Regions from separate parts of the Mus musculus genome. Here regions 1 and 3 are each linked to region 2. The links are chromatin loops, found by intact Hi-C in ENCODE. Cell type or tissue: gastrocnemius. All regions are shown on one strand. Each heading gives the region's core, and the rest is flanking DNA. Links, peaks and the distances in the headings are about the cores only.

Evidence for each region. Peaks named below come from ENCODE experiments on the same cell type or tissue, not always from the same donor. Only the 100,000 strongest peaks of a DNase experiment are listed, where the experiment ranks them.
Region 1: a loop joins it to region 2, with 2.9 times the contacts of the local background. A loop is called at or near these places in 2 of 42 quality-filtered maps.
Region 3: a loop joins it to region 2, with 2.2 times the contacts of the local background. A loop is called at or near these places in 17 of 42 quality-filtered maps.

What each region holds. Positions count from the first base shown.
Region 1 is chr9:34,989,837-34,997,338 of GRCm38, reverse strand. It overlaps Kirrel3 (kirre like nephrin family adhesion molecule 3), which reads right to left. Exons shown (of 17, transcript NM_001190911.1): 5 at 6,247-6,404. The region is part of intron 3 of Kirrel3os (a long non-coding RNA gene); the gene reads left to right. Among named protein-coding and RNA genes, the nearest start is that of Kirrel3os, 14 kb to the left of the region's middle. In gastrocnemius, for the core only: no CTCF peak of the experiment used is centred there; DNase peaks (open chromatin) are centred at 1,249 and 3,314; H3K27ac peaks cover 3,625 bases.
Region 2 is chr9:35,114,198-35,121,409 of GRCm38, reverse strand. St3gal4 (ST3 beta-galactoside alpha-2,3-sialyltransferase 4) reads left to right here and starts at 4,546. Exons shown (of 11, transcript NM_009178.4): 1 at 4,546-4,712. It overlaps 4930581F22Rik (RIKEN cDNA 4930581F22 gene), which reads right to left and starts at 4,682. Exons shown (of 6, transcript NR_029475.1): 1 at 4,570-4,682; 2 at 3,064-4,041. It overlaps LOC115487216 (a long non-coding RNA gene), which reads left to right and starts at 1,866. Exons shown (of 3, transcript XR_003948311.1): 1 at 1,866-2,240; 2 at 2,320-2,407; 3 at 4,122-4,210. In gastrocnemius, for the core only: a CTCF peak has its summit at 4,654; DNase peaks (open chromatin) are centred at 3,712, 3,965 and 4,507; H3K4me3 peaks cover 3,378 bases; H3K27ac peaks cover 4,574 bases.
Region 3 is chr9:35,162,223-35,169,724 of GRCm38, reverse strand. The region is part of intron 2 of Dcps (decapping enzyme, scavenger); the gene reads left to right. Among named protein-coding and RNA genes, the nearest start is that of Dcps, 10 kb to the left of the region's middle. In gastrocnemius, for the core only: a CTCF peak has its summit at 3,346 (motif pointing right); a DNase peak (open chromatin) is centred at 3,401; H3K27ac peaks cover 334 bases.

The sequences.
Region 1 (7,502 bases), core at 772-5,771, 120 kb after region 2:
CCTGCTTTCCCGACTCTCTCATCTCTCATCCCTATACCCTTCACCTCTCTCCTCTCTTCTCACCGAGTTTGTCTCTGGGGACACACCTCAGGCACTGAGTCTTTCCCCAGCATACAAATCAGCTCTGTGGTTAGGGTGGGGGACAAGATTATAATGGTGCCACAGTTCCTTGACTCACTACCTCCTTGGAGGTGGTGGGTGCTATTGTGGCATCAGACTCCAGCCTACCAGTCCCCTAAGCTTATCCATGTGGTTTTGATGGCAACCCCTGAGGATCTACAGTGATCCAGCCCATGTTGGGATAGATAGGGGTCAGGCGCTGGGCATATATACACTATATAGGCACTGTGAACAAAAATCCTGAAAACCAGCTGTGTCTGCAGAGACTGATAAACTAATTAGAACTTCAGTAAGAAGGAGAAACTGGAAGATTGCAGGTCCAGATGCTAATTGCTGATCTTGGGCTTGTTTTAGTCCTCTGGAACAACCATTCCTTGCCCCTCTGTGTGAAGAACTAATAACCTGTGACTAATAGATACTTTTTCTTCTTCTTCTTCTTCTTCTTCTTTTTTTTTTGGAATCTATTAAATTAGCACACCACTAGCTTCCACCAACCCCAAGGTTCAAGGTAGCATCTTGAGCCTATAGCGAAGCTTTCCCCATCTCTCTGTACCCGCCTCTCTGGTGTACCCACAAATATATTTTAAACCTGGCTTGACTTATGACTTTCTTTGTTCCGTAAAACTCTAAAAAACGTCATGAAGCGTCCATCACGTTAGAACACTTAACTTGGAGTAAGTAACCTAAATCCATGTTCCTGGGCCATGGTTGTTCAAAATGGCTCCAAAAATAAACTCTCTCTTGTTCCCTTTAAGATAAAACCCGTGGTTTTTGCATTGACAGCATCAAGTGGTCAAGTTTGTATTGGAGCTCAGTTCTCCAAGAGTGGATTTCTACCTCTCTCCTGCGCGCATGCGCATGCCCACTTCTGTTTGTGGGTGTTCATGGGCCCACTCACTGCATCGAAGGAACTTTCTCACGGGTTTCTGAGAAACTATCTGAGGCTTTCGGTGCCCCTCTGAACAGAACTGGCTCTGGTGTAGCTTCCTGTTTGTGTGCCCAACGCCAATGATTCGATGCGTTCCTGAGGTCACTGAGGCATTTACCGCTCTGCTTTCTCAGCACTGGTCTGTGAGGCTGCACTGTGGGGGCTGAGTGCACTCGGGGCTGCTGCCCAGTGTGGGTGGCAGATCTTTCCAACCCTCCCAGGGCGTCTGGTACACAGTGGAAAGCCAGACTGAGCCCTCAGAGATGGGCAGCCTGAAGGCAAGGCAGGATGTGTGGGTGCCCCAACTCTGGTACTAAATACGGGCTGCTCATTGATATGCAAACAGCCTGGAGAGGCCTTGAGCAGGCCTGATTGCCTGGCAACAAGGCCTTTTCTCTTCTCCCTCCCCACTCACCTCCCCCACCTGCTGTCTTTTTTTTTTTTTTTTAAATCATCTCTCTGCTTCCCCTTTTATAGACATTTGAGGGGTCCATGTTGTTATTTGGGCTGAATAGGAATTTGTGGATAACACGGGTCTTTGTTGTGTCATTTGCATGAGACCACGCCTTCAGCCTTCTGCCCTAGGGCTAGAAGAGATGTCTTTCATAGATAAGGTGAGCACAGGTGGCTATCACATAACATAGAATAGGGTTGAGATTCCGGGCTCCCTAAATTTGACAAATCGGATGCAAAGTGATGGAGTGACTGGAGTAGTCAGAGTATACCACAGAGCGTGAGGGCCTGGGGCGTGTGAGCTAGCATTGCTTTCCTGGGCAAGGTCTCTGGAACTCACCTTAGCATATGCCCAGTAGGGACAAGGGGGTGGCAGGTTGACAGCCCCTTGAGTAGGTAGGGAGCTTGAGGTGGAGAAAACAAAGAAGTGGTGTGAGTGGTGTGTGTGTGTGTGTGTGTGTGTTTGTGTTAAGGCTGCATCTCTGGCCCTTAGTAGGTCAGTCGCCCTCCCCCGGGAAGCTGCAGAAGGGTTGGGAAGAGTGCCCCAGGGAAGGTTGACCTTGGGGCTAAGCCCATTCCTATCACCAGTTCCTCCCTCCCTGGAGTTGCAGATTTGCTGACATTTCAGATGCATGCCCTGTGACACCCATTCTTGTGTCAAGCACAGGAGGAACAAGGGAGAATACCAGATGCCCCCCAGGATTCCCAGGACAGGATATCTATTTTATTTACATTTGTTTATTTGTTTGTGTGTTTATGTATTGTGTGTGTGCACACACATGTCATAGTGTGCATGTGGGAGTCAGAGGACAACTTGTGGGTATTAATTCTCTCTTTCTATCCTGGGGAAGGAGCTAAGGTAGTCAGGCTCGACAGCAAATGCAAGGTCATCTCACCAGCTCTGCAAGGAACTTTGCTGTGTGGCTTCTTTTGAGTCCTGCGGTAGCCCTAACAGGTGTTATCAATCCCATTTCTCATTGGGGGAGATTGAGATGGAGAGATTGAGCCAACATTATGACTTGCTGGAAGGCCAGCCTGCAGGACCCTGTGGACTACTGTGTTTGGATACTACCACAGCATCCAGAAAATGCAGGTGGCCAGGTGTGAGGACCCAGAGGACCCATGATGGTCCCAACAGCTGTATTTACTGCAGGCTCAGCCTGCCACACAGGTTTCTTGCTCATGGCCCCAGCCATCTTTGGACCTGGGTGCTAACTATGTTCCTAGCATACAGACGAGGTCACAGACAATTTAAGTTCAGATCCCATAGCTAGAGGGTGGTGGAGCCTGGAATCAAATTTAGGCCACCCAGCTTCAGTATCAGTGTGCTTAACTACCACAATGTGACAAATCCTGAAGACCTTAGATCCCAAGCTGCCAGTTCTGGAGACTTTCCTGTGGACCCTGTCTGAGTGGTTGTGTGTGTGTGTACTGTGTAGTCCCAGCTACTCTGTCTTTGTAAGTAAGTCAGAAGTCCTATTTAGCTTATGACCCTTGTCTTTGCAGTTCTGGAGAAGAAACTGCCTGGCTGAACTGAACTCCTGGAAGGAGATGGGGAGTGGGGGTCAGTCTCAGACAGCCCCTCAGCTTGGGTCCTATCGTTCTCCTGGGCCAGGCTGCTCCTCCTATTAAGATAGGTGCAGTCCATGGGTTTGCAGCCTGTCACAGCTGGAGCACTTCCTGAGTGTTTCTTCCAGCTCTTTCATGTTCAGAGGAGGAAACTGAGCCCAGGAAATCAGTTGCCTAGTATTACAGAGAACCGGGCCTGGCATGGCCCTTCAGGGTCTGGCAGCTGGCCCAGATGCCATTCTCCTTGTGACAGTCCAAATAAGGGTGGAACTGGGCAAGGAAAGGCACACAGTCTCCTTTCCAGAAAGGCAATGTGCCAGGCTGGCTGAGCTGTCTTCCTTGTGTGGGAGAGAGTGGCCTTTTGAGTATGCTACCCTGGAATAGGTCTCATAGGGTGATCCTGACCCCGTCTTCACTAGATGAGGTGTATCCTCTTCTCTTCTGTATCCTGGGAGGGTCAGGCTGGACTATCTTCAGAAAGACCCGGGACAGGCACCTCCAATGTAGAAACACCCTACTCCTTCCCAGTCTCTCTTGGATGACCTTGGCCTTTCTTGACATCCTCACAGTGAGGCTCCACCCAGGATGTGAGCAGCAGACTTATCTCCCAAGAGAAAGCATTGTTCCTGGGGTTGATTCAGGCCCAAGAGAAGCCATTTGTTTGGGAATCTGGCCCCAGGATCTGGGTGGTAACGCCAAGCTTTGATCTGTGGCCTTTGGCAGCAGAGCCAACTTGAGATGGGACAGAACCATCCTTAGAATAGGAATGGCCTTTTATTCACATCCTCTGCTGATGGAAAAGACATTTCTTCTGTTAAGGACCTATGGGGAGGAGCCAGCTGGGGATCAGAACTAAAGAACAAGCATGTACCTTGTCACCCTCTAAAACTGAGGGCCCCAAGTCAGGGTCCTGGAAGGTTATGGCCCAACTGCAGAGCCAGGAGGCTGCTTTTCCTGGCATCCTGATATAGCATCTGGTGGTGTTTGGGGGACCTTAGGGATCTGAGCCTGTCTGGGAGAGCCCCCCCCCCAAAAGATGAAAACCTAGGTTTTCTAAGTTTGCTAGAAGTCAACTGAGTCCAGGCACCACCCTTCAAGATCCCAGTTTTCTGTCCCTAGATAAAAAGGGCCAATGGACTTCCAAGGTTTCCTTCATCTGGAAGTCTCAGCAGAACGTAAACTACACCTGGAATGACATAAAAGTCGTCTGGGGAGGTATGTGGCACTGGTTATTTCTGGCTGTATTCATGAACACATGTAGAAGCCACGACCATAGTAGTAATTCACAGTTCACAAGAGGAGGGGACATGGTAAGCCATGCCACACCAGGCCACTGGGAGTGGAGCAGAGAGTGTGCGATGAACCTTTGCTGTGGTTTGTGGGGAAAGGGGTGGATGAGGCAGGGTAGGGGCTGCACAGGTTTAGGGATGGATAGCTTGATGAGCTTTGGTGGGCTCTGGGCTGTAGAGAGATCTGATATTTTTGGTTGCTGGTCCTGAGGATCCTGCTCTGGACTACAAGGCAGAGAAAAAAGGGAAGCATAGGTTGTGGATTCCAGATGAGCTGAAAAGTAAATAGTAAGTTGTTAACTCTTTTGGAGAACTAGTTAACCTGGCTGCCTTCACATCCCAAGATCCATTAGTCTGCAAGCTGTCAAAACATGTAAAAACAAAAACCAAAGCAATGGGGTACAGCAGGGGCCAGTTCAGGGTGCTACTGTGTGAGCTAAGGAAAAGCAGCCTTATAGGCAAGCACTTCAAGGTACAAAGCTTAGATTTAGCCCTTCCTCGTCTCTGTCCAGACATCTCAGCAAGCGGCAGTGGAAAACAGGCTGGATTTAGCAAATCAAAACACAGGATGACCTATTAACCTTGAACTTCAGATGAACAATGCACAATTTGTTAGCATGTACGTGGTCCGTGCAACACTTGGCAGGAACATTAACTTTCTGTATTTTCTGAAGCAAGTCTTGATTCATCCAGGCTGTTTAACACAACCACAGAAGTTCATTTTTTTTTTTTTCATAGTCCCTGAGGGTAAGAAGCCCAAGACCAGGGCAGACTGACCCAGTGTATGGCAAGGGTCAGATGCCTTTTTGTTAGTGGCTGTCCTCTTCCATCTTCACATGGTGAAAAGGACAGGGGACTTTCTTAGGCCTCTTTTATTTTATTTAAAATTTTTTTCCAAATAGATTTTTTATTAGATATTTTCTTTATTTACATTTCAAATGCTATCCCAAAAGTTCCCTATACCCACCCCCTGTCCTGCTCCCCTACCCACCCACTCCTACTTCTTGGGCCTGGTGTTCCCCTGTACTAGGGCATATAAAGTTTGCAAGACCAAGGGGCCTCTTTTTCCAATGATGACCGACTAGGCCATCTTCTGCTACATATGCAGCTAGAGACACGAGCTCTGGGGGTACTGGGTAGTTCATATTGTTGTTCCACCTATAGGGTTGCAGACCCCTTCAGTTCCTTGGATGCTTTCTCTAGCTCCTCCATTGGGGGCCCTGTGTTCCATCCTATAGATGACTGTGAGCATCCACTTCTGTATTTGCCAGGCACTGGCATAGCATCACAGGAGACAGCTATATCAGGGTCCTTTCAGCAAAATCTTGCTGGCATATGCAATGGTGTCTGGGTTTGGTGCTTAGGCCTCTTTTAAAAGGACACTAATTTCATTCATGTAGACGCCCTCATGACATAACCACCTTCCAAAGGCTCTATCTTTACTCTCTTGAGACTTAATTCAATTAAGGAGGTTTTGTGGCAGACAGGGCATTTAGGCAGTTATTCATAGGATCACGAATTAGTTGTGGCAATCCTAGCCTGGCTGCTTCTGGCTCGTCTCCTCTTCTGAAATACCTTGTTCTAGGGTTTTCACCTCTAGTTATTCTAGTTGGGGAATAGGATGGGGCGGTTGGGAAGGGGAGGGTAGTGGAAGAAACGGCCTGAGGACTAAAGTGAGCAATGAAACAAACAAGCAAGCAAGCAACAAGCAAGCAAGCAACAAGCAAGCAAACAAGCACACACAGGGGGAGTGAAGCAACAACAGAAGCACTTCCACAAGAAGAGAGGCAGAGCTTGTCCCTATGCACCTGAAACCACCACCCTTGTCTCCCCTTATCTTTAGTTTCACTCTCCATCCTGCACCCCCATTCTCTCCCTCAGGCTCACCTTGGAGTAGGTGGCTCCATTGATGACCTCTCCTTTACGTAGCCAGATGATGGAAGCCGCAGGCTTGGCATTGTCTGCGTGGCAGGTGAGGTTGAGGGGGTCCCCTGCCCGAAGGCTGATCACAGGCCCCCCTAGGATGATGGGGTCATCTGGTGGCACTGTGAGGAGAGGAGGAGAGAGGTTAAGTTGGGGCAGGCTTCTGTTTGACATGGCAGAGGATAATGGGCAATAACTGCTGTACTTTGATAAGGAACATCACCCTCTGTATTAGGGTGATAGGAACATTCATGAAAGGATGTTTTGTTCTTCATCTTGTCATGTCAGGAATAAACATGTCATGACTGGCAGGTATCCCTAGCCTGCTTCACAGGCCTGGAAGCAGTGCTTTGCAACTCAAGTACCATTTATTTGTATAGTTTTTAAAGAATGTATTCTTACTTGTGCATATGCATGTGCCTGCACATAAGTGCCAGTGCTCTGAGGTCAGAGGCACTGGATCCCCTAGAGCTGGAGTCACAGGCTTTTGTGAGCCACCTGATGTTTGTACTGGGTACCACATTCTAGTTCTTGGAAGAACAGTACCTGCTCTTAATAACCGAACCATCAATCCAGTCCCAACACTTTTTTCTTTTTGCCAAGCTTTGTTGCATCTCTCACAACAGTTTTGCAGGGAAGACAGTATTTTTAACCCAATTACAAAGACCTGGAAACAGAGGCTCACCAAGAGACTTGCTCAAGGTCACATGGTGAATGCATGGCAGAACTGGGGCTGGCCCTTGAGGCCCCCTCCATCACAGATGACAGGTGACAGAACAGGTCTTTGGATCTTTAGAATTTGCATTCCTTGCCTTTTCTGATCTCTGCCCTTCACAGTTGCCCCTGCACCTTCATCCCTACTCAGAAGGAACCTCCCTAACCTGAGATTATTCCCCCCACATGCAACAGTGTGGTTGGTGATTGGTGGCTCCATCAAATAACCATATGCAAAAAGGGAAGGACATGGGATTGTCCCCTTCCTGTGGAGCAAGTCCCCTTGCAGGGCCAACACAGAACTCCATGACTTGAAGCATCAGTACAGACATCCACTGGCTCTAATGAACCACCTTGGATTTCCATGAAGGTCGCACTGTAGGATGGGCAGGTATGATGGGAATCAATTATTATGCAATGAGAAAGCTTTGAGACATCAAGAGTTGACTAAGGACACAGATTCTTGTGCTGCTGCTGGGGTTGCTGGGCATAGTGAAGTTCCCCAG
Region 2 (7,212 bases), core at 2,213-7,212:
CTCAGCTTTGCTGGGTACTCCACAGCCCTCTCGGGGAGCAAAGCTGTTGGCACAAAGCCAAGAGAAAGAATATATTCAAGCTCCCTTTTGCATGTCTCTGTTGAATAAAGAGCTCTAAGATGAGAAACAATTTGAAAATATTTCTCTTGTGATAGTCCCTTATCCAGAACACTTGAATAGTCTTTACCTTGGTGTGCCTGCCATATTGATTACAGGACACACCAGCCCCAGGCCCAAACTCTGGATGTTCAAGTATCGCAGGGGGTATAATATTATCAATACAAATCCTTTATGCAGTCACCTCTAGATTACTTACAATGTGCAATGTAAATACTTGTTACTCTGCTTTATTAGGCAGTGTCAAGAAAAAAAACCTGTAATTAAAATATTTTTCATATATACCTTTAAAATTTTGTATTTACTATAGATGGGTGTCTTTCCTGCATGTATGTCTGTGTACCATGTATGTGCAGTGACCATAGAGGCCAATAGGGATATCAACTCCCCTGGAACCGTAGTTACATAGAGTTGTGAGCCACCGTGTGAACGTCAGGCATTGAACCGGGAGTCCTCAACTGTCCTTCAACAGTGAGTGTTCTTAATTGCTGAGCCATCTTTCTAGCCCAAAATATCTATATCTGAATCTGTCATTCGATACTAATACTGTAACACAATAATACTATAACACTATAGATTTCCCTTTTGACAGCCCAAAGGATTGAACCCCCATGGCTGCATGCCTGCTAGGCAAGTAGTCTGCCACTGAGTTACATTCCAGCGTTCTTCCTCGAGAGAGAATTGAGGAGCGAGGAAGAGGGCAGGTCTTAATAATTTATCCTCACTAGTAACTCTTTGCCTCTCCAGTGCTGGGATTACAAATGTGTGGCACCATATTCCACAGGTCCCTGTGGAACATGAGTTCCCTGGATTAAAAAACTACCAACTGGGCTCTCTCTCCAACTAATGGGTGATGAATGTTCTGTTCCTCCAGTTTGTTCCTCTAGTCTGTTTGTCTTTGGGAGGCAAAGTAGTCTGATGGCTCCAGCATAAAACCGCACCATAAACAAGTCTACACTGGAGCAACTTCTATTCTGTTTGTAAAATAAGGATGAGAACCATGCTTACTCCAGAGGGGTCTGTGGGGATTTGCTAAGGGGCTGGGGAGATGGCTCAGTGCGTTAGGAGTCCTGGCTGCCCTTCCAGAGGACCTCAGTTTGATTCCCAGCACCCACATGGCAGCTCACAGTATCTGTAACTCCAGTTCCAGGGGATCACATGCCCTCTTCTGACTTCCACACACAGGCCCCAGGCACTTACATGGTACACAGACATATGTGCAGGCAAAACATCTATACACATAATTTAAAAAAAAAAAGATTTTTAAGCATAGTACTATTACTTAGTAAATTTTAGCTATTTTTCTGCCATGAGAGGGATCTAAAAGGAAAGAATTGGGGACTAGATACTTGCTATAGCCTCTGTATGTTAATATTCTAACACCTCAGGGGACAGTATAAACGCACGGCCCTTGGGAAGTGATTAGATCATGACAGCAGTATCCTCAATGGTATTAAGTGTTATACCACCGTGCCCGGGTGTTTTTGAGACAGTCTCTATAAGATTGGCCTAGTACTCCCGATGATCTTCCTGCCTTGGCCTTCTGAGTACTGGCATTGTAGCCATGTTCTACTATACCCAGCTTAGATTTTAAGGGAAAAAAAAGCTACAAACTGTGGTTAGTCGATTTTGGCTGTAAAGAAAGGCAGGAGCTACATGCTTGGGATTTCTTCCAACCTAAAGGGCCTGGGAGTGCATTTTAGCTTTGGCCTCCTGGCAGGTTTTTCACTCTACAATAGAGCTGTCTCCTGCTATTGAGATCCCTGAGAACAGCTCAACGCCATGGTCCAGCCTTATAAATCTGATAAAAATAGGAGATGAAACACCATCCCGGGGTCGCTATTTTTAAAAGCGCCTGAGATGCTGGATTGGGTTTATTTCTTCCTCAAATGGCATCTTGCTGTCCCTTCCTCCAGGATGTGAACGTGGCACATGTGAGGGACAGGAGCCAGATGTCTGGGAGGAGGCATATTTGTCAGGTAGCTAGCTGCCTGGCCAGCAGGAGCCTCCTGGCCCAGATGCACCTGCCTCCTCCCACACCCCGTCTCCTCCCTCTGTTTGAGGTTCCAGTGGTTGTCCCAGGAGTCAGGTGTTTGCCACATCTACCTAGGAGAACAGGACAGGTAAAAGAGGAGGCAAAAGGATGGGGATGGAAGCGGTTTGCTTGCCAGCCGAGTAAGACTTACTGCTGTTATTCTGAAGGTTGTCTTGGCTCACCTCATCACAGCTAACCTCGGAAAGGAATAGTCCCTTAAGGCCAAAGCCCAGCTTGTTACATCCCTGACTCATGGTAAGCAACTTGTAGTGTCCTGTCAAGGGGTGCAGTGGGATTGGCAAGAACCTAGAACCCAGAAGTCTAGGATGAAAGAAGTCCTTATGTTAGAATCGCTTCCTTCTCTTCCTCAGAGATACAGGGGATTCTAAGTTGCTGGTTCAGCTTCTGTCTGTACTGTTAAGAAACTGTGTAATCTTGGTTCTCAGAAGGGTGAGGCAGGAGGATCACAAGTTCTAGGTCAGCCTGGGTTACTTAGTGGGATTTTTTTTTTCCCCTAAGGGGTGCTGGTGGAGGAAGAAGAAAGTGCAAGAGACAAGTCATAAACACATAGTAAGATAAAGTGGATGATGGGGGCTAGGATAGGCTTGACGCTGTGCTTCTGAGTGCATGCATGTTATATGTTTAAAAGGCATTTGTCTGCATGTTTATTGAGCACATATATATCATATGGTGATTTCAGGACAAGTTCCCCTCCATTGTCTCATTCAATACTAATAATGCTCTTTGAATAAGCTCAGTTATTTCCACTGATCTTTTTTTTCCCCCCCATTAAGAAAAGGAAAGCTATTTAGTGGCAGAAGCAGGATTAGGACTCAAGTCTCTAGGCTCAAAAGAAAGAAGAAAAAAAAAGCTGATTCTTAAGCTCAATTTTATGGTAGAAGGATTTTTACCTTTAGCAAGAACTTGTCTTTGTACCTAGTTTGGTGAAGACTTATCCAGGTTTGGAGGCCGGGCAACTGTTTCTTGAATCAACTTGCCAGACATATTTCAGTTGTTCTTTCTCCCCGAGCAGTTTTTCTTTTGCCTTCTTCTTTTTCCCTTGCCAAACACAGAGACATAGTCATTGTATTGTCTATTCCCAGCTTAGCTCCAGACCAGGACATGAAATGTAATAAATATTTGTTGAGTGACTAGGTGACTGTCAGGCCAAAGGTACCATTCAAATAAAACTAGGTTTTGGTGAGCTGCCAAAGAGCTTCCACCTATGCAAGGTATAATTCAGATGGAAACAGCCGGAATGGAAGAAGCTGGAGGCCACCTCTTCGTTTTGTTGTGAATTGGAGAGTCCCAACACATGAGACCTCCAGCTTCCCCTGACGATGACTTTAAACTCCGTTAAAACCCTGGGCACTTACTGTCAGTTATTCACATCTTACTTACACTTAGTCACATCCTGTGCCGCCTGTTTCTTGATGGGAGTCCAGCACAACACCCGCCACCCCTTCTCTGCAACTAGATAGCAAGCTTCCGGGGGAAGGGGGACTGGATCTAATACTTTCCTTGTAGCCCCAGGGTGCTCAAGCTAGGAACTGGGTAACACTGTGCTGACTCCTGAAATGGACAGTCCTGCAGGGTGGTTTCTGCACTGTTTGCAGTCCAGGCAATTCTAGAGCCCACGGCATCAGGGTTAAAGGCTTGAAGGGGTTTCCTCTGGAGACAGGATGCCTGGCGCCTTCAGCAAGAACGGAAACTGAGAAGTTATCCAAGGCTAAGAGAGGGTATGCAAAGGAGGAAGAGCTAAGGGAGCAGTTTGGGGCGCATAGGCCGGCCTGGGGCAGAGAAAAGGCTCGTCAATTTAGGTCACCTGACTGCCATGAGGGCATGGGAGGATATTGGAAGGATGGACTTCTATTCCTGTTCTTGAGTTTCTGTAGAGAGAAAAGGATACTTTTTTTTTTTTTAACCGCGCGGGGACAGCAAAGAAGCCTTTCTTGGTTATTGTTTCCAGGAGAGCGTGGGATCAGTGCTAGAGGCAACGTTGGGCATACTCATCTTGGAGCCATTCACAGGCAGCGCTTGCCCTGGGTTTGCCCTCACCCGATCCAGCCTCCCGCACCCCGGCCGTCTCTCTCCAGGCCAGGGAGGCCTCCAGGCCAACCCCAGTCTCCCCGCGGCCTCACACCCTCGCCCTCCTTCCTCTGCGCCCTCCCTCCCTCCTTACTCCCTCCTTTCTCTGCGTCCTCCCTCCTTCGGCGCGCCCTCCCTCCTCGATGCCCTCCCTCCCTTCTTAGCTCCCTCCTTTCTCCGCGCCCTCCCTCTCTCGGTGCGCCCTCCCTCCAGCGCGGCGTTCGCGGCTGTCGGCTTCCCGACCGTGTGCGCAAGCGTGTCCGGCCCCTTCCCCGCCCCCCGCCCCCCGCCCAAGCCCTGGCCCCCGCCTCCCCTTCAGGCGGACTTGCCCGCTCCCAGGCCGGCCCCGCTCCCGGGACAGGGACCGGGCCGAGCGGAGCCACTGCGCCAGTGCTGCCCCGCCAGTCGGGGCGCCTAACGGATCGGAGCTGCGCGCGGATTTACCTCGCCCCGCCCCGCTCCACCCGCGAGGGTGAGTACGCGGCAGCCGGGCTCTGGGGCCCCGCGGCGGAGGGCGGGGAGTGACGGGGCTGCGAGGCTGCAGCCTCCCGCCACGGCTCGGAGAGGTGGTCGGGGGGCCCCGCACGTGGACGCCACGCTGCACGGGGTTGGTGTAGGGTGGCCACAGCCCTGGGGAGCTGGGTCCCTTGCTTGGACTAGATTTTCGCGGGAAGCCTGACTTGTCTCGCTCTCTAGGAGTGAGTGAGCAGGACAATCCTCCGGAAAGTTTCTAACCCCCAACCCTGTCGCTCTTGCGTCCTAGCTGAATGGGTGACTATCACCTCTAGCATCCTCCGAAGTCAGGACGTGTGGGCTGGCTTTGCTAGAGGTGACAAGTTTTGCAGGGTCTGCCTGTGTGCTGGAGTTGCAAGGTCGCTGAGGCAAAGCCCAAAGGTGGGCTTGCCAAATTGCAGGGTGGCTGTGTCCAGGGATTAGGGGGGGTCTTTGGGCCAACTGTGCTTCAAAGTTGCCTGGGTAATGGGCAGTGAGAAGGCCTAGGATAAGACTGAGAAGTTAACCTAGAGCTGGGGCAGAACCCTTGTCTATGTCTGTTCTAGGTGCCTCTCTGAGACCCTTGCTGGCTGAGACCTATGGGCAGCCCCGAGATGCCAACGTGTCTTGTACCACTGCCATTCCTCCCAGACCGAGGGGTAGACTTTCTGGTTTATGAGTCTGATCTACTCTGTTCTCTGTCCTCTAGGCTAGATCCTCCCCCCCCCCTCCCCCCGGTCAGGCTTAAAAGGCTAGTCTGGGTTTGAATAGTACCACAGTGATAGTTGTCTCTCACAAGGGGCACACACCAATACCACAGGGCAGGGTCAGTGCTACAGATCCCACTTGGCCCCTCCAGGCCTCTCTACCCAGGGGGTTGTAAACGAATTGATATGTGTAAGTATCAGGGGTACAGAGGGAATGTTGTGAGTTTGCTAGTGAAACACCATCCATAACCTTACTTTCCCAGGCACCCCTAGAGTGCTACCTAGGAGGTGCCAGTCACTTAGGGCCTCAGAAATAACTGGACATGTTTTGTTCTGTTGGGAGTTGGTCTGCAAACATCCTTTGAGAAAACTGACACCGCTCGGCTTCCTCAAACTTATTCTGCCTCTGCCCTACTCTGAGCATCCCCTATGGCCTGTCCTGTTGCATAGGGGAAGGCATCTTTGGCTGCTTACTGAACCCTGGGCCTCACCTCCCACTCATTTCACCCTCCTCAACACATCCGATCCCCCAGCCCCACTACAGCAAGCCAGGAGTTGGGCCAGTCCCCAAAGATTTCAAGGTGATGATGGAGATAAAGAGAGGTATGCAGGCAGAAGTCATAAAAGTAAATTAGGGACTGGGGGTGTGGTTCAGTGACAGACGGAGCTGCCTACAATCCCAGTACTGGGGGGGGGGGCGGCGGGGGGGGGGGAGGACGGACAACGACACAAGGAATGCAGTTGGTAAAGTGTTTACCTGTCATAAACTCTTTAAACTTGATCTCTTAACATTGCCTAAACATATTGTGGTGGTACCTATTTATAATCCCAGCACTCTGGAAATGTTATGCCAGCATTTTGACTGTAGATCATCCAGGTCATCTTCTGTTCTATGTGGAGTTTGAGGCCAACCTGAGCTACATGAGACCCTGTCTTAATAAGCCCCTTCTGGAGTTATTCTCCAAGGTTATTCTGGGATTATATCTCTCCAAGATAGAGCACTACCTTGCTATCTAAGATGGTTAAGAGCACTGAGTGGTTTTACAGGGGACTCAGGCTCAATTCCCAAGTACCCATATAGTGACTAATTCCAGTTCCAGGGGATCTGACCCCCTCTTCTGGTTGCCACAGGCTCAGGCATGCACGTGGTGCACATAAGTACAATACACACAGGCAAGACACTGATACACTTTTTCTTTTAGAGTTGCCTGCTTAGGCTTTAAACAGAAGGGACTATTTAGCTTAAGAGTGGGTTGCTGCTCAGAGAGAGGAAGCCCCCATTCCACTAGGAGGCTCAGGGTGAGGAAGCCCCCAGTGCCTTCTAGGCTCTCTTCTGTTCCCTCTCTTGCTCCCTGCCCTGAACCAGTGACTCACCCACAAAAGCACCCTGGCCCCTCTACCCTGTCAGTTGTTTTAGTGTCATAGGATTTTGTTTTCTGGGTAAAACTAAGAATCAGTCCCTTTCTGGAATCATCAGAAATCCTGGGAAGGACCTCCTTTTTTCCCTGGGTCTGGAGGAACAGAGGTCAGTCCCACTTCTTAGCTCCATCTTGAGGCCTGGCCAGTCTGCAGTTACTCCACTGGACTGGCATCTGCCCTGGCTCTGCAGGCTACACCAGGCCTCTGTTCTCTCCTCAGAGTACCTGCCCCAAGGCTGCCCAAGGAAGTAAGAACCCTTGTTGTCCTGGTTCAAGGTTTACACCACGTTGGAGGGAGGACACCGCGACAGATAATACAAGACAATTATATTCATTGTATTAATACAGCAATTGA
Region 3 (7,502 bases), core at 772-5,771, 50 kb before region 2:
ATCCTGTCCCAGTGTCATTTTCAATAGTATTTTCTACAGCTCTATAACTGAGGGCTATTGTTATTCTTTGAAAATGCATGTGATCACTTGATATAAGACAAGCAAACCTTTCAGAGCAGACAGCACAAGAGCCTCCTTTTCTCTGAAAGATAGCCAGATTTTTTGGCTTAAGTTGATGGAAATGGACAGCTGCATTTATTTTCTTAAGTGTTGACCTTTAAGCAAATGTATTCTTTGACGCGGGGCAGCAGCATGACAGAAGGCACTGTAGCCAGAACTACCTGACCTAAAGCCACCTAGGCCATTGCTTACTGTCATTCCACTTGTCTCCTCCCAGCTCTTCCACTGACATCCCCATCCCTAGCCAGAGCCCACAAGGTCCTGTGCTGAGATCACCCCTGGTGCATTCACAAAGTCTTCCTCCCACCCCCTACCCTCCACCCCACCACAGTACTTCTGCGACACTGCACAAGATGAGTATTGAAAGTGGCAGTTGGTGAGGGCTCCTCCTGACCCAGTCCCACGTGTCTCCATAACCCTTTCCCCATGATCACCCAAACCTACCTGGGATGGGAGCTCTTCTCTCCCTGTCTCCTTAGCAGATGGACTTTGTTTTGTGGGCTTGCCTTCCCTATCTAGTCCTAGCATGGAGATTTGGAAGTCACAACAGTTGGATTCAGGGCCTGAACTGTGCTTCTCCCTTATTGACTTATTTATCCTGCCCATGGGTGACTTTATAAATAATAAGTTGGCAGATTCATTCTATAAAGAACCAAAGTAAATATCCTAGGCTTTGTGAGGCATGAGTGGTTTCCTCCTCTTTGTTTTTCTTTCTCCACACCTCTAATAATGAATGTATCACTTCCAGCTTGCTGGGTGTTCACTCAGGTGGTAAGTCAAATAGAACCCGCTGGTCATCGCTTCCCAGTCTGTTTTCCAGGTTTTTGCCATTCAGAATGTGGTCTGTGGAGTGGTACTGTGAGCACCACCTAGGTGCTTCTCAGGCACAGAATTCCAGACTCTATTGCAGACTACAGAACTCAGCCCTTGTGCTAGCTGGACTTCCGTACAAGTCATATGGACATTATAGTTAGAAAGATATTAGTCTTTAAAAGACACTGTTTGCTGGGGATGCCTGCCATTATTTCTCATTCTTGGCCTTTCCAAAAACCTTCAGCTGGTATTGAAATAAATTTGTGGTTTGCATTTGAAGTTCTCATAGGTACTGCATAGGTGAAATTCAAGAATATATTTGTGCATTATTCAGAAGCAGTCAGCATCTATTTAGTAGTAGTTACTATGATTATTTTGGTGTGCTGGCCTCAGTGCTAAGTACCGTTGCTTCAGAGTCCAGTAAGATGCTATCTCTGACCTTAGGCATGTTTAGGGCAGGGCAAGAGGGCTGTGAGTTATTGTGAAGAGACAGAGAGACAAATGCTGTGGGTCCTCCTACCTGAATGGAAACTTTGGATAAGAGTTCAGCTTTGGGCATAGGCCTGTAGTCCTAGCTCCTGGAAAGGTGAAGCAAAAGGCTCAAATGTGTGGGCCATAGAGGGAGTTCAGGACTGGCCTGAACAATTTAGTGAGATGCTGTCTGAAAATAAAAAGTGAAAGAACACTAAGGTTGTGGCTTAACAGTGGAGTGCTTGCACGGGTCTGAGGCCCTAGGTGTAATCCCCTTTACTACATGTAGGAAGACAGGCAATCACGTCATAGGCGGTTAAGGAGAAGCTCTTCATGTGCTGGTCTTTGACAGCTTGTCTATCTCCCAGTGCTTGACAGTTGTGGTAGCAACCATGCAGCCGGCAGGCATTCAAGCATGCAGACACAGTGTTCCATCCAGTCCTTGTTCAGGCCTCAGATATCAAGACCCTTAGCTCAGAGTGTTAGAGTTCTTGTGTAAGTCAGTATTCCATAGCATTTGATACTAGCCAGTGTTGCAGCTTTTGTCTTAGGGTGTCTGATAATGTTGATTTTAATGAGTTCATGGTTTCCAGGAGCTCTTCTAGCGAACAGAGCCCGTAGTTCCTCCTATCTGTCTCCTTATTAGTCTTTTATCCCTTTTCACCTCTGCCCCTTCTTGTCTTCTCCCTTCTTAAAAAAAAAAAAATTTGTATTTTACATATGTGGGTGTTTGTTTGCATGTGTGTCTAAGTACCATGTGTGGTCAGTGCCTTTGGAGGCCAGCAGAGGACATTAGATTTCTTGGAACTGGAATTACAGATAGTTGTAGGGATCACGTGGGAGCTGGGAACAAACCCTAATCCTGTAGAGGAGCAGCCAGTGTTGTTAACCACTGAGTTGCCTCTCCAGTCCCCGTCTCTCTTCTCGCTTCTCTCCCCCTCCTTTGCTCTGTCCACTCGTGAACTGTCTGGCTGCTGCCACCCTGGCCACTGTGCTGTGCCTGTTGCTTTTTCTTTGTGTTTCCATCTCTGCTCCATTAACAAAAGTAGGCAAGAAAAGACCACTTACGAGAGGACATTTGTTGGGAATAATTGGGCAGAAGAATGTCTCCTAGCCTATCTGCTTATAGAGCCAAGGAGGGGATCATGCAAATGAACGTTTGTGTCCCCATGAATTGAGGCATTGTTCCTCCTGTACCAGTCACAGCAGCCCCTCAGCATCCATCAGGATAATTGTTCTCTCTAGCCCGAATAGACCTGGTTACAGAATATCACAGCCTACTGAGGGTTGTGATGGCAGGAACTCGGATACAAACTGTTTGAACCGGTTGTGGCTGGAGCTGCACCTTCAGGAGCTGGCAATCATTTCTCAGTTTACTTGAGTGAACTGAGTACTGCTCACAGCCAGAGAGGGAATTGGGGGAAAAAAAAATCACAGCACACTTCACATGCACAAGTAGTCCTTTTGCTAGGTCATTAGAATTAGTGACCTGTGGCCTCTGGCCTGTGGGTAAATGATTGCCAAGTCCTCTAGAGTTCAGCAATGTAATAGAAAAAAAAAATCTAGTCATAAACTATTTGAAATAGCCAAAGCTAGCTGGGGCTGCCCATCAGGAACCAGACAATTAGCTGTAATTGTTGTATAGTTTCTTCATGCCATCCCCTGGAACATTTAAAGTGGTCAGCGTTGCCTGGCTGTTTGACTGACCTTTGGTTAAGGCAGCTGGGAGTCCAGCAACTTGAAGTTACAAAGTCAGGTTGCCCATTACCCAGAGGCTTGACTTATTTACAGAAAAATGAACATTAGAAGGCATGTTTACTATAAGGGCTTGCCAAAATTATTATTAGCACTGACATAAATTTTAGCATATTTCAGCAGTACAAGGAGAATAACTGAAGTATCCACAGATTCCTTTTTTTTTTTTCCCTTTGGGACAGGCATTCCATAGCCACAAGGTGTCAGTGTTACCAAAGTATTCTGACTATTAGCTCTCCAGCACCAGGCATCCTAGTCAGGACCTACCTAGAGCCTGTGTGACGCCCGCCCCTGCCTCCACCCCTGCCCTGACCACCCCCCCCCCCCAGTCCCCCATGCTTCTCTGTTCTCAGCTTCTGAATTACAGCTCACTGTGGCCTATCCCATGGACCTTAAAGTGAAATTCCTGCAACTTTAGTCCTCTGTGCCCAATACACTGTTGTATCTTTTTTTTCTGTTTGTTTGTTTTTGTTTTGCTGATCCCTGGCTCTTCTCAGCCTTTTCTAAGCAGGCTGCTGTCCTGGACTCAGCATCAATCATGTTTGATGGATTTCTTTTGGTATTTCTTCCATGACTGGTGATGTTTTCCTCTTATGCAAACCTGAGAGTATGCAGTCTCCTCTCCCATTTTTTTCCCTCCAGATTCTCAGCTCACCAAAGTAAGTAGCCTAGAGTTAGTCCCTCATGGTTCCTTACACCAGTGGCCCAAGGAGGGAGCATGGGCTTGGGAACTAGGCTTGCTTAGGCCATGTCCCAGAGTTAATCCCTAATAGCATCGTTCCTCTGTACAGCCACAGCAGCCCCTCTGCATCCATCAGGATGGAGGTTCCCTTTCTAGCCTTAGACCTGGTTATAGGATATCACAGCTTACTGAGGGTAAGGAGTAAATGTGGGTTCAGGCAGACTTGGGGGGTGGAGGCCTGGCTCTGACATCGGCCATTGGAAAGGCCCAGGGCATTCTTGTTCACTTAACACTTGAAGTTCTGCTCTATCCAGATGTTCTAGTAGGTGAGTCCAAACAGCATGTGTCAATTGTCTTTGGGTTTTGAGGGGAAGACAGACAGCAAACAAGTGAACAGTGTCTGAGTGGCCCTGGGCAGAGAGCTGCCCGGGCTGTGCAAATGAAGGCCACACACAATCAGAGCGAGACCTGATGACTGAGAAGGAGCCAGCTCGAGAAGGATGGGTGTTCTAGTCTGGAACAGAAAAGAGGCTCTTATGCTGGAAGTGCAGGTGAGAGCAGTGACTGCAACATGGGCACAGGAAGTGGACGAAGTGACTTTAAGAATTGCCTTTGTTGGGCTGGCGAGATGGCTCAGTGGTTAAGAGCTCCAACTGCTCTTCCGAAGGTCCCGAGTTCAAATCCCAGCAACCACATGGTGGCTCACAACCATCTGTAACGAAATTTGATGCCCTCTTCTGGAGTATCTGAGGACAGCTACAGTGTACTTACATATAATAAATAAATAAATCTTTTAAAAAATTGTCCTATGGTAATGACATAAAAAAAAAGTCTAATGTTCTAAAAAAAAAAAAAGAATTGCCTTTGTTAACCCGGGCTAGTAACTGAATACATCTCAATGGGACCATTAGGAAATAGATAAAAAGGAAGTCTTTTACAACAGATTTTAGTCTCTGTCCTCAGTGAGAGGTACATTTTATTTTATGGTTTCATACATACAAATAAATGCACATGAATATTAGTGGACCAGAAGTTTCACAAAACAATACAACTTTATGATAGAATCACCAGTATTTATTTCAAGTCTTGTTTCCTTTTTGAAATACTGGGTTAACCTCCTAAAGTGATGCCACGGGTTCCAACCCACTGAGATAAGTAAGGTGTACAAAGTTCTTAACACTGCAGCAGGCATATGGTACAGATTGAAGAGTGTCACTATCACGACTGTAACAGTAAGTTATCTCTTAATGTTTTTACAGCTTCCCCAGTATCTGATCCTTGACAGATCACATAGGAAATGTGGCTGGCCCTGACCATGGCAGGTGGTAACCATGAAGAGCCTGTGGGCCAGTCTGTTGGCATCTCACATGGTTGATCTTCGTGTGTCATCCTGATAGGGCAGAGCCTATGTTGGCTACTCCTGCTGCTGTGGCTCCCTATTAATGGAGTCTTTCTTTGAGGTCTATGTTTCCTCTCACTCAGAGAAGAAGGGGGAGATAGTGGTGAGAGGTGTGGCTCAGAAATACAGGCGACCTTCTAAAAGGCCGATTGTTTACCTGTTATAAAGCAGGGTGTGGAGTCTCAGGTTTACTGGAGGAGACTGGAGGCTCTGTGTGAGAGGCCTAGACAGGGAGCAAGGGATGAGATCTTGGGAATCACTCTTTTGGTTGCCTAAATCACTCAGGACTTTAGCCACAGGCCAGGATTTTCTACTTTGTATTCTTTACAGAGGCAAAACTCAAAACTCTGGAGAGAGGAGAAAGGATTTGTTTGGGAGGAGCATTTTAAAAGATTAGCTATTCTCAGAAGAGTTTCCCTGGCAGAGCTGTTTGTGATAGAAAAGACGAGACTTAGTCAAGTAGCAGTAGAGAAGGTGGATAGCCTGGTACAGTCTCAAAGTGGACAACCTCTCTCTGGCAATGGAAATGAACTATAGCTGCCTGTATTCGTGGAGGCTAAGTCATCAGGTGGGGGCAAGAAGTCCACATGATGCGATTCTGAGGATCAGGCTGATCTAAACAGTATGGTGCTTAGGTATGCATGCGTCCGTAACAATGCTGAGAAGACAGTAAAGACACACACCCTGAAATCAAAATGGTGGGGAAGAGCCAGGAAACTCTACGTTATGAATATCCTTTTTATTTTAGTCCCTACATGGTACATGCTAGACACACACACACACATACACACACACACACACACAGACACACACACACACACACACAGAGAGAGAGAGAGAGAGAGACTGAGACTTGCTTTTTATGGATACGAATATGTTTCCTAGTTAATAGTTAAGAAAAACTGGCCCTTTTTTAGGTGGATGAAAATATTTTCCCACACATTTGAATGGCTCTGTCATCATTCTTGCTTTTTTTTTTTAAAGTCACTATTGTTGAAAGTGAAAGTGTTGAGTTTCAGTCTTCGAGATTTTGGACATTATCAGGCTTTCGTTTCTGCATGGCTCCTCTTCTCTGGGGCAGGGGAGCGACCAGGCTAGATTATTTTACCTCCTGTGGATAAGGGAGCCCTATGCTATTTTGGAAGGTACCCCAAGATGATACCAGTCCTGATCGAGTGGAGCAGTGTGGCAGGTCCTCCAGCCATTGGAAGAAGCCCAAGTACCAGGGTCTGTTGGTGTCTCTCCAGCGCAGACTGGCACAAGCCTCTGAACCTATCCGCCGTGATGTCCTCGGCAGCCCTCCCACTGCAGCTGAGCCAAGGGACAAGTTACATGAACAGTGGCCAGCAAGGAATGGCTTGCCAGACAAGTCTCAGCCAAAACACTCACAGCATGCCATGGTCATCTAACATGAGAAATACTGTAGGCTTACAGCCATCGAACCAGAAAACGTCACTGAATTGTGGAGACTTAGTTTCTCTGAACGACAAGTGGGGAATCAGAAGGCTGGCTTGCCTACCTAAGAAGGTTTCTTTACCATATGAGATCATGGAGTCTCAAGTTGAATGGAGATAAAATGCCAGGCTTTATTAGTAAATAGCTCTTAACTTGAACTGTTCAGCAGAAAGTCTCTGTGGGAGGGTCGGGCATTTGTCAGAGTCAGATGTGTAGTTACCTGATCAGATAATCATCAGATAGCACCAGGAGGCTTATAATGGGCATGAACGGACCCCTACTGCTGTGCCCCCTTCCCACCTCACTTCTCAGAAGCAACCACACCATGACCAGTGTTACGGAGACCCTGTCTGAAAAAGAAAGGAAGGACGGATGGAAGGAGGGAGAGAAGAAAGGAAAGAATCAACTCCTTTGCCTCCTTTTTCATTCCCTGCACTCCCAGTCTTTATCTATCTGCCTTTGGAAGGCTCAGTGTCTTTAAATGTAGCTGGTTTTTGTTTTCTGGTTTTGTTGCTGTTTAATGCAAATCAGGGGAAAGGATGAGTGTGTCCAGCTTTCCCACTGTCTCTTCTGCCTTCTGCCACCTCCTTATTTCCAGCACTGCCTTTTTAGCTAGCTGTCAGTATGCTTTGTTACACTGTCTTGTGTAGTTCTTGTAGCACCAGGGATCGAACCTGGTGCCTTGAGCATGCTAGGCAAGTGCTCTACCACTAACCTGTATCTCCAGACAGGATGGGTCATCTTTCATGCTTTGTCTCAGTATTGGTTCTAAGTTGAAAAGTCATTGAACAGCGCTTTCCTTGCTTT